2 separate regions of the Homo sapiens genome follow, and region 1 is linked to region 2. A link is a loop called in an ENCODE intact Hi-C map of the cell type or tissue named here. Cell type or tissue: endothelial cell of umbilical vein. All regions are shown on one strand. Links, peaks and the distances in the headings refer to the core of each region. The heading gives the core; the rest is flanking DNA. Region 1 overlaps BASP1-AS1 (BASP1 antisense RNA 1). Region 2 has its middle 76 kb from the start of MIR10522.

Region 1 (5,380 bases), core at 242-5,241, 90 kb before region 2:
TTTGCTTTCTGGCATGGTAAGATTCCCATTCTCACCTTGAACTTTCCTTGAATCAAGCCTAGGATCAGCCATTCTCCAAGAGATCTGGTTCCTTTTAATAGCCTTTAGAAACCCATTCTGGGCAGCAGGTATCTCATGGCTACTGGACACCATCACCTCTAGGTTCCTTGATTAGGAATACATGCACAGATAAACACTTTAAATCAAGACTAGGAGCTATGCATACACTGAAATTACAGATTCGTACCAATACTCCCAATTAAAATTTAACCTTCTTCATGCCTTTTATTTTTTAATTTGTATTTCTTTTATATCAAAATTACAATGCCAGCCTTACCCCAGCACTTTGGGAGGCCACGGAGGGTGGATCACAAGGTCAGGAGATCAAGATCATCCTGCCAATGTGGTGAAACCCCGTCTCTACTAAAAATACAAAAAAATTAGCCGAGCATAGTGGCAGGCGCCTGTAATCCCAGCTACTCAGGAGGCTGAGGCAGGAGAATTGCTTGAACCCAGGAGGCAGAGGCTGCAGTGAGCCAAGATTGCCCCATTGCACTCCAGCCTGGCGACAAAGCGAGACTCCGTCTCAAAAAGAAAAAACAAAAAACAAAAAAAACTAAACAGGCCAGGCATGGTGGCTTACACTTGTAATCCCAGCACTTTGGGAGGCTGAGGTGAGCAGAGTGCTTGAGCCCCAGGAGTTCAAGAGTTCGAGACAGCCTGGGCAACATGGCAAAACCCTGTCTCTACACGTGTGTGTGTGTGTGTGTGTGTGTGTATACATATATAGATATAGATATGATTTTTTTTTTTTTGAGACTGGGTCTCATTCTGCCACCCAGGCCAGAGTGCAGCAACACGGTAACAGCTCACTGCAGCCTTGACCTCCCAGGCTCAAGCGATCCAAGATGTTTTGTATTTTTAGTAAAGACAGGGTTTCACCATGTTACCCAGGCTGGTCTCGAACCCCTGGCCTCAAGTGTTCCTCCTGCCTCCGCCTCCCAAAGTGCTGGAATTACAGGATTGAGCCACTATATCCAACCTACAGAAAAACTTTTCAAAAAAATTAGCCAGGGCTGGGTGCAGTGGCTCGCGCCTATAATCCCAAGTACTTTGGGAGGCCGAGGCTGGTAAACCACTTGAGGCCAGGAGTTCAAGACCAGCCTGGCCAACATGGCAAAACCCCATCTCTACTAAAAAAAAATACAAACATTAGCCAGGCATAGTGGCACGTGCCTGTAGTCCCACCTACATGGGAGGCTAAGGCAGGAGAATCACTTGAACCCAGGAGGCGGAGGCTGCAGTGAGCTGAGATCGTGCCACTGCACTCCAGCCCAGGAAACAGAGCCAGACTCCGTCTCAAAAGAAAAAAAAAAAGACTAAACACAAATATCCAATGGAGACATTTCCTGCCTAAAACTGTACAGGAATAGACAAGACGGCAGAGGTGGGGCTAACTAAACTTCCCTCCTTATAACCCAAAAAGTGGCTCCCAGTACCTGTGGAGGTATTACCCCTCTCCCCAGGGGAAGATGCCAACAAGATGAGAAGGAAACTCCAGTTTCTAGAAACTTCAATTTTCACCTGTGTCTGAAAGAGGAACAAGATGCATACCATCTGGAAGAGAAAGGAAAAAGACCTGTAGCTGGCTTCCAGTGTTTCAGCACTCTGAGTTTGTTAGGGCTAAGGAAAGGAAAATAGGGCGTGATTAGTATTATGAAGGAGGCCGGAGTGTTGTACTAAAATATCTTCCCTGAGCACCTTCCTGAAACAGCTCCTGAATTGACACCTCAGTGAAAAATGCTACTTTCACTGAGAGAAAAAAAGACAAAAACCTGGAAATGCCTTATAAAAAAAAATCTGTTGTCTGTGTTTCAGGAAGTCTCTACTGATTCTAAATTTCACCTCTGATCCGAACCCTGGTGGTCTGATGATATTACTTCCTACTTCTGGGACCTCTACCCTACGAAACCCACCTCTCACTGAAACAAGTGGATATCTTTGTGGTTGCTGCCACGGGATTTAAGAGTCCTTTTTTTTTTTTTGATACGGAGTCTTGCTCTGTCACCCAAGCTGGAGTGCAGTGGTGTGATCTCAGCTCTCTGCAACCCCCACCTCCTGGGTTCAAGCGATTCTCCTGCCTCAGCCTCCTGAGTAGCTGGGATTACAGGCATTCACCACCATGCCCAGCTAATTTCTGTATTTTCAGTAGAGACGGGGTTTCACTATGTTGGCCAGGATGGTCTTGATCTCCTGACCTTAAGAGATCCTCCTGCCTCGGCCTCCCAAAGGGCTGAGATTACAGGCGTGAGCCACCACGCCCAGCCTAAGAGTCCATTTGAAGCATTTTTATTCTAAGAAAATTTATTTCCATATGTAGTTGGGATGAAAAGTCTATGAAATCCATTCAAAACAAAGGTGCTTTCAACTATACTGTTTGAAGTTACAGTTTTGTTTCTTCCCTTATCCTGTGCTATCTTAAGCCATATGTTGTTGTAAATTAACAGGAAAGAGGGCATTTAAAACAAATGGTTTATGTGAATAGCATTAATCCCGTCAAGACTAGTTTGTGACAAGGGCTAAAGATTGCACTCTTGCCTTTTAAGCTCAACCAAGTTAAACATCTGAACTATTTCTGCTGTCTTGTAAATATTAAGATGTAACACGTTTCTGATGTTTGTTGACATTTGTTGTACTTTTGATGAACAATTAGCCTGCAAGAATATTAACAGGAAATTCCATTCATGAGATAAGCAGCTGTTTGTGCAAAGCTTCAGCCAGATCATGGGACCAAAAATCTTCTTTATGCAACTACTGTTTGTTGAATAGTCAGCATTCCTTGCATGTTCAAAAGGAAATGCTTTGGAAATAACTTTTATGGCTAATTTTGACTTTTATATTTTCGTAAGGAGAAAATAACTTTCATGGTTAATGTTGACTCTTATACTTGCAGGTAGTAAAATAATGTCCTTTATCACCATGTAAATTTCAAACAGTAGTCATTGACAAATCCCTAGTAATTTCCAAATTGTAATGCAGAATCCTAAGGCTGGTGTTAAGATCCCTGAGTCCACGTCATATCATAATGCATGATTATTTTATTGAAATAAAAACCTACAATTATATGAAACACTCTCTCTCTCTCTTTTTTTTTTTTAGACAGAGTCTTGCTCTGTCACCCAGGCTGGAGTACAGTGGCACAAACATGGTTCACTGCAGCCTCAACTTCCCAGGCTCAAGTGACCCTTCTGCCTCAGCTTCCAGTAGCTGGGACCATAGACACGCACCACCACACTCAGCTAATTTTTAAAATTTTTTCTATGGACAGGGTCTTGCCATGTTGCCCAGGCTGGTCTTGAACTCCTGGGCTCAAGCAATCCTGCCTCTTTGGCCTCCCAAAGTGCTGGGATTACAGGCGTGAGCCACAGAGTCTAGCCAAGAACGCTCTCTAATTCAAAAATGTTTCTTAGGCCAGGTGCAGGCTCACACCTATAATCCCAGCACTTTGGGACCGAGGTGGGTGGATCACCTGAGGTCAGGAGTTTGAGAGCAGCCTGGCCAACATGGGGAAACTCCATCTCTACTAAAAATATAAAAATTAGCCAGGCATGGTGGCACATGCCTATAGTCCCAGCTACTCAGGAGGCTGAGGCAGGAGAATCGCTTGACCCCGGGAGGTGGAAATTGCAGTGAGCTGTGAGCTGAGATTGCGCCACTGCACTACAGCCTGGGCGACAGATCAAGACCCTATCTCAGGAAAAAAAAAAAAAAGTTTATCTTCCATATTTTGAGCTGTTAAAACATTTCATGTAATATTCACATAGCAACATGTATTTAGTATCCACTAAATTACTGGAGATACAACTCCAAAGGCATTTGGAGAGAGGAAGAAGACTGACAAATAACTAGGTAGATAATTTTGCCATCACAGAAATGATGGCAGGTCTCTAGAAGCACTAAGGAGACAAAATTGTTTTTCATGGCGGGGTGTCTTATCAAAGATTCACTCAAAATTCATCAATCATCAGTCACCAAATCCTGTAGAATTTACCTCCTAAATACCATCCCCTCTGCCTCTTCCTCTTTATCTCACTGTCCCGACTGCCCCCTCTCCTCTCACTTGCAAAAACCTATCTGCTTCTATCTAGCCTGCCTGCTTCTCATCTCTCTGATACACCATTAAAGCCCAAACTTTCTGGGTCATGTGGCCCTATCAGTAAAAGATTTCTGACCAGGCATCCCCAGTATGACACTTATTTATCAACTCTACACGTGAACTGCTTGCTCTCAGTCATGTGTAAGTATCAGTAAAGCTTAGTGTCTTCTTTATTTTTTTTCAGATTAAAGAATACATCTGTATCCAATTTTCTTGCATACTTTTAGGGGTACAGGCCTCCCCTGTAACATGAGAGACCACTGCTCAAAAAGGCTACAAGAGAAAAGTTTCTGAAATGATATCAACTCATAATTAAGACTCTATAGTCTTTCACTTTGACTTTAAAATAAGCTCAAGGCCCTTCTGGGTTTCCTTTTTTGCCCATGATAGCCTCAGACCTGGCTATAGAGCTAAACAGGGGAATGCTCAGATGAACAGATGCACCTCTCCATCCTCACCCCTCATCCTTTTTCATGCATATCCAGGCCTTTGCTGGAGTCCAGCTGACCTCTCAGCAGGGAAGGAGTTAAGATAGAACAGGCACTGACCACTAACAGCAGTTCTTGACTGCCCTGTGCCAAGTGGTTTTCCAGTTGAGAGCACCCCTGAGGTTTAATTGGCCAAAGTCTGAACTACAATTTTTCAGAAGGATTAAGAAATGTCCCTTTTAAAGCCCATTTCCAGGAGTGTGAGGTGATTATATGACAGATAGGAAACGAGCCTAGGCATCTTTTACCTGCTCCAACTGGCTAGAATAATCTAGCATAAATCCAAAAGGTAATTCCAATATGCATCCCATCACCTAAACTATTCCACATCATTTACATGAAATCATGTAAATCATGACATCATGGTTTCTCCCCAGTTCATAAATCAGCTCTGCCTTCTATAGTCAGTCAAGTTCCCCATGAATGCTACCACCACCAACCCTGCTTTCCACGTAGCAAACCTGACATTTAAACTGAATTTCTCCCTCTCCTTCATGCTCACATCTATTTACCAACACCTCCCCAACCCCGCCTCGGAGAAGTCTTTGAAATCCATCTTTCCTCCTCTGACACTCATTAGTCTAGGCCTTCAGCATGTCTTGCTTGAGGAATTACAATCATCTCCTACTTTGTCCACCAACCTCCAGGTTCTCTGTTTTAGCTCAGTTGCCTAATTATCTTCTTAAACAAAAGTTTAGCTGATATCCATATGCCTCTCTTAGTAAAAACATTTGAG
Region 2 (5,380 bases), core at 179-5,178:
CCACTTTATTTACATATTTTTGTTTTGTTTTTTTTGAGACAGTTTTTGCTCTGTCGCCCAGGCTGGAGTGTAGAGGTGCGATCTCGGCTCACTGCAACCTCCGCCTCCTGGGTTCAAGCGATTATCCTGCTTCACTCTCCTGAGTAGCTGGGATTACAGCCACCCGCCATCATGCCCGGCTAATTTTTTTTGTATTTTTAATAGAAACGAGGTTTCACCATGTTGACCAGAGTGGTCTTGAACTCTTGACCTCAGATGATCCATTCATTTCAGCCTCCCAAAGTGCTAGGATTACAGGCATGAGCCACCACACCTGGCATTATTTTACTTATTTAGAGACAGGTCTCATTCTATTGCCTAGGGGGGAGTTCAGTGGCATACTATCTTGGCTCAAGGTAGCCTTGACCTCCCGGGCTCAAGCAATCCTCCCACCTCAGCCTCCCCAGTAGCTAGGATTACAGGCATGTGCCACCAACCATGCCCTGCTAATTTTTGTAGAGACAGGGTTTTACTATGTTGCCTAGGCTGGTCTTGAACTCCTGGGCTCAAGCGATCCTCCCACCTCAGCCTCCCAAAGTGCTAGGATTACAGGCGTGAGCCACCGCACCTGGCTTCTGCTATTTTAGACATTAGAAAAGCTTCCTTGGCTGGGCTATTCTAATAGGTAGGCAGATCACGAGGTCAGGAGATCGAGACCATCCTGGCTAACACGGTGGAACCCTGTCTCTACTAAAAAATACGAAAAATTAGCCTGGCGTGGTGGCAGGCTCCTGTAGTCCCAGCTACTTGGGAGGCTGAGGCAGGAGAACAGCATGAACCCGGGAGGTGGAGCTTGCAGTGAGCCAAGATCGCGCCACTGCACTCCAGCCTGGGCAACAGAGTGAGACTCCATCTGAAAAAAAATAAAATAAAATAACTGCAGGAAGTTTTTTTAAAAAGTTCATGTGTGTGCCTGCATCTGTTCTCAAATCTGTTCTCAATTACTACACACGAGACAATAAATACTTCTTCTTTTATGTTATAAGCAAACAATGAGGGGGAGAAGTAACTCTGGCTCATGGGCATTATTTTCATTCTCTAGTAATCAGCTCCACAAGTTTCCAAACCAGATTTCTTCCCAATAAGAATATAATGAACCTCGCTCCCCTCTGTAAGAAAGGAGGTTGAGGGAAAGCCCACGTTCTGGTCTGGCCTAACCTTACACTCCATGGAAGAATGTGGTAGAGTGATGGCAGAGTGGGAATTCCTCTTCCTTCTGTTGCTGCCTCCTGGTGTTTTCATCTTTTGAATGTCACGGCCTGGCCAGGCCAGCAGTGGAGGAGAAGTAGGCTCAGGAGCCAAGCTGAGGGACCTGAGAGCTCATTATGGACACTGTCTCCCCAACCCTCGCCTCCCACTGCTGCACCATGAAGGAGCAGGACTCCAAAAAAAAGAGGCCCGGTGTGCAGGAGCTCTCAGTGAGGGGGTGGTACAAAGGAAGAGAAAAAGGCGGAGCGTGGTTGGCTCATGCCTGTAACCCCAGCACTTTGGGAGGCTGAGGCAGGTGGATCCCTTGAGCCCAGGAGTTCCAAGACTATGTTGCCTGGGCAACACAGTGAGACCCCATATCTAGTAAAAATTTAAAAATTAGCCGGGCATGGTGGCACACACCTGCAGTCCCAGCTACTCGGGAGGCTGAGGTGGGAGGACTGCTTGAGCCCAGGAAGTCGAGGCTGTCGCGAGCTGTGATCCTGCCCACTGCACTCCAGCCTGGGTGACAGAGAGACCCTGTCTCAAAAACCAAAACAAGAAAGGGAGAGGAAAAAAAGGAGGAATCAGTGGGAAATATTTGAGGGCCTCATCAGGTAGTAATTATTAATTTGGGCGGCTTCTTGTTTCAAGGAAACACGCTTGCTCTGTCAACACCACTGTTGCAATAGAATTCTATGTGTTTAAGCCTGCAAGATGCAAGCAAGAGCTTGCAAGCCTGCACCTTTTAAGTTTTTCCAATCTTCCAAGGTAACCATTTTATTTTAAAACAAAGCTATCGTCGGTCCCCTGGGTGTTTTTAGATGTCTTGCAATGTGGCATCTTCTGGAAGCTCAAGGTTTTACCAGGAGATGATTCACACCCAGCCAATGTCATCCCATCTTCAATTTACTAATGGATCTCATTTCACAACTGGGGATTTAAAATATGGAAAGACTTCAGACAGCTTGTTTGCACATCAGAATCAGAGACAGCCCCACGCCTCCATCTATACCCTTCTCACATCTTCAGAACCTACCTTTCTGAGGTTTATTGAATGGATCGAATAAAATGTTCTTATTGTCACTAAGCAGGGATATACCAGGGTAACTTTATCTAAAATTATTTCGTTCATCAAAGACAACTCCTGCCCCTCTCAAGCCAACCCACACTGGTTGCCTTGTGAACTATATTTTTAATTTAATGTAAATAATCGTGATAGTGATGGAACAGGCTGAATAAGCACAACCTATGCTGCTTTATCCTTATGATGTAGAGAAGAATGTCTTTTAAGGGACCACATATTAAAATGGAAACACAGTGCTTTGTTTAGTCTAATGCCAAGGGGAATGAAACAGAAAGTGGTTCCTAGGCTAACAGCATCCAGAGCGCTTTGTAAAAGGTAGTTTTGCAGTCCATGGAAGCCAGTTGACCTGGGAAGGAAGCCTTGGTTTCCTCTTTGTGCTGATTAAGAGTCCAGCGCTTCAGAGTGCAGTTCCAGACACGGAAGGAAGATCTTATCGCAGCTTTTGGAAAAGCTCCATTGTTACAGCGGTCTTGTTTCCTTCACACCGAAAAGCAAGAAATAACATTGAAGACTCATTTTGGTTTGTAATCTGTTTGGATCCAAATGTTCATTCCTTACGGAGATTTTCTGAACCTATGAGAATATTTCACAGGATTGATGACTAATGCAGATACTCTAAAGATGAGATCCATCAATAAAATTTTAATCTCTCAATCACCTGGTACTCTTGATTGTACCTGTACTCACAAGCTGTAAATTGATATAAGCTCTAAACCATTTGTTATTCCTTGCCAATAAAATATGACATTAAATTAGGTTCTACTACTAGTTTAAGCGGAGCTTTCTTCAATTTGGTGTATCTATATATACATTGTTGATCTAGTTCTATTGGAATAAGAGTTAAGAATATGGCCTCCAGAACATCCACTTCCGATATTTGGAACGTGTTAATGTTTTCTTTGTGGCCAATTAATGACTGAATCATCTAAATGCCCAAAGTCACAAAAGAACATATATTTTCTGCTGGATATAAAGTCATGTATAATGTTGAGGTTGTTTATTATATTTTTTTCAAACCTTATTTTTCCTTATTTTTATCTGCTTGGCCTAGTAAACTCTGAAAGAGATATATTACAATGTCCTAGAATAATTTGTTTGTTTTTAAGTTATCTTGACATGAGTTTTTGCTTTATGTATTCGGCTTTTTTCCTGCTTTGGCATAAACATGACTGTAATACATTCTTGCGGCTTATACACTTTTATCATTAAATAATCTTTCTCTTTGTCCCATTTAATAGGTATGGATGTTTTCATTGAAGCTCTACAGCTTCAAACCTTGTATCAAACCATTTGGTTAAATGACATGACGGTTAGTTATCAAATGTAAAAAAGCAATATTTTATCTGAATTATTATGGACAAAGACTGGGAAAAAATTGAGTTGTCATGTTAAAGAAGTGGATTATGAGTTAATTATTCCTTTTTTTTTTTTTTTTTTTTTTTTGAGATGGAGTCTTGCTCTGTCGCCCAGGCTGGAGTGCAATAGCGCTATCTCAGGTCAATGCAACCTCTGCTTCCTGGGGTCAAGCGATTCTCCTATCTCAGCCTCCAGAGTAACTGGGTTACAGGCACGCACCACCATGCCCGGGCTAATTTTTGTATTTTTAGTAGAGATGGAGTTTCACCATGCTGGCCAGGCTGGTCTCAAACTCCTGATCTTGTGATCCACCCGCCTCGGCCTCCCAAAGTACTGGAATTACAGGCATGAGCCACCACGCCCGGCCTCCTTAGGTTTATTTTTTATCCTGATTACATTTGTTTAATCAACTGAAGTAATTTCCAAAATAAATGAATAATGTTCTGATTTCTGGTCAACATTGATAGGAATAGGGTAAAACCCATCAACCCAGAAGACAAAACTTACCTATTATTATCTCCACCTTCCCTGCCATCTGTTCCTTATCTGTCTGTCATCAAACAATTTAATTTTGAAAATAAAGTAGGTGTGTCTGGCTACTGCCTGTGGGTGATAGTGAATTTCGTTAGAGTCAGCCGCATTGTTTTTCGGGAGGCGAGGAGCCATCTCAGTTCTAGAGCTGGAGGAAGAAGCAATCCGTGTGATTCTCTGGCTTCCTCTTAGTGACCTCTCTCCTGCTGCAGGGAACAGCAGCACTTCAGTTCAAAAGGCTTGGAACAAACTGATCCTTTTTGTAAATAATAGAAATAAGTTGAGGCTTTACAGACTAGAAGCTACAAGGCGTTCTTTCAGTTGATAAGCTAGTAAGTCAACACTGCTTTACTTTTTACTTGACTTTATGAGAAATGGCATAACCTCAGCTGCACTCTCAAGCAACAGCATTTTGTCAGTAGAAGAATATTGTCAGTACACAGCCATGGCCTCTTCCATCCTTTAGGCAAAGAACATATAAAAGGTTACTATTTCCAATATTCTACTGCCCTAGAAATGGCAGTAAATGCATTTCTACCCATTGTACACTTAGGCAGGGGCAATCAAAGCAACGCTGTCCGTAAATGGCCTTTTATCATTTTTGGTGACAGCTGGAAGGAAGTCTTTAGAAATTTCTCTAAAGGGTGCGGTAGGATGTCAAAGGAATTCTAACTTTTAGCAGGAATCTTGAATGTGCCAAGTTCACACATGGCTGCAATATGTTTAATTCTTAATCAAGTAAATGGAAACAAGATGGTCCGAGGGACTGCAGAGGGTACCCATTCTATTACCCCAGATTAAACTCTTTACGCTTCTCCAAAAGTATTTGGAGATTAGTTGTTTTTTTTTTTTTTTTGAGACGGGGTCTCACTCTGTCGCCCAGGTGCAGTGGGGCAGTGGTGCCATCTCAGCTCACTGCCAACTCAACCCTGCCTCCCAAGCCCAAGGGATCCTCCCACCTCAGCCTCCCAAGTAGCTGGTACTACAGGCACGCTCCTCCACACCCAGCTAATTTTTGAATTTTTAGTAGAGACAGGGTTTCACCATGTTGTCCAGGCTGATCTCAAACTCCTGAGCTCAAATGATCCTTCCGCCTTAGCCTCCCAAAATGCTGGAATTACAGGCATGAGCCTGGCCTACTTTTTATTTTTTTTTAACTACATACCAAATACCAAATAG

Evidence for each region. A loop is a pair of places that touch in the nucleus more often than their neighbours do. Peaks named below come from ENCODE experiments on the same cell type or tissue, not always from the same donor. Only the 100,000 strongest peaks of a DNase experiment are listed, where the experiment ranks them.
Region 1: it touches region 2 in a loop (6-fold over the local background); 2 of 110 quality-filtered maps call a loop at or near these places.

Annotation. Positions count from the first base shown.
Region 1 is chr5:17,167,000-17,172,379 of GRCh38, reverse strand. All of the region lies in intron 1 of BASP1-AS1 (BASP1 antisense RNA 1), which reads left to right. LOC105374664 (a long non-coding RNA gene) reads right to left here. Exons shown (of 4, transcript XR_001742614.2): 3 at 1,500-1,617; 4 at 93-166. Among named protein-coding and RNA genes, the nearest start is that of MIR10522, 14 kb to the right of the region's middle. In endothelial cell of umbilical vein, for the core only: no CTCF peak of the experiment used is centred there; a DNase peak (open chromatin) is centred at 2,739; H3K27ac peaks cover 2,314 bases.
Region 2 is chr5:17,077,101-17,082,480 of GRCh38, reverse strand. No RefSeq gene overlaps it. Among named protein-coding and RNA genes, the nearest start is that of MIR10522, 76 kb to the left of the region's middle. In endothelial cell of umbilical vein, for the core only: no CTCF peak of the experiment used is centred there; DNase peaks (open chromatin) are centred at 2,750 and 4,550; H3K27ac peaks cover 3,654 bases.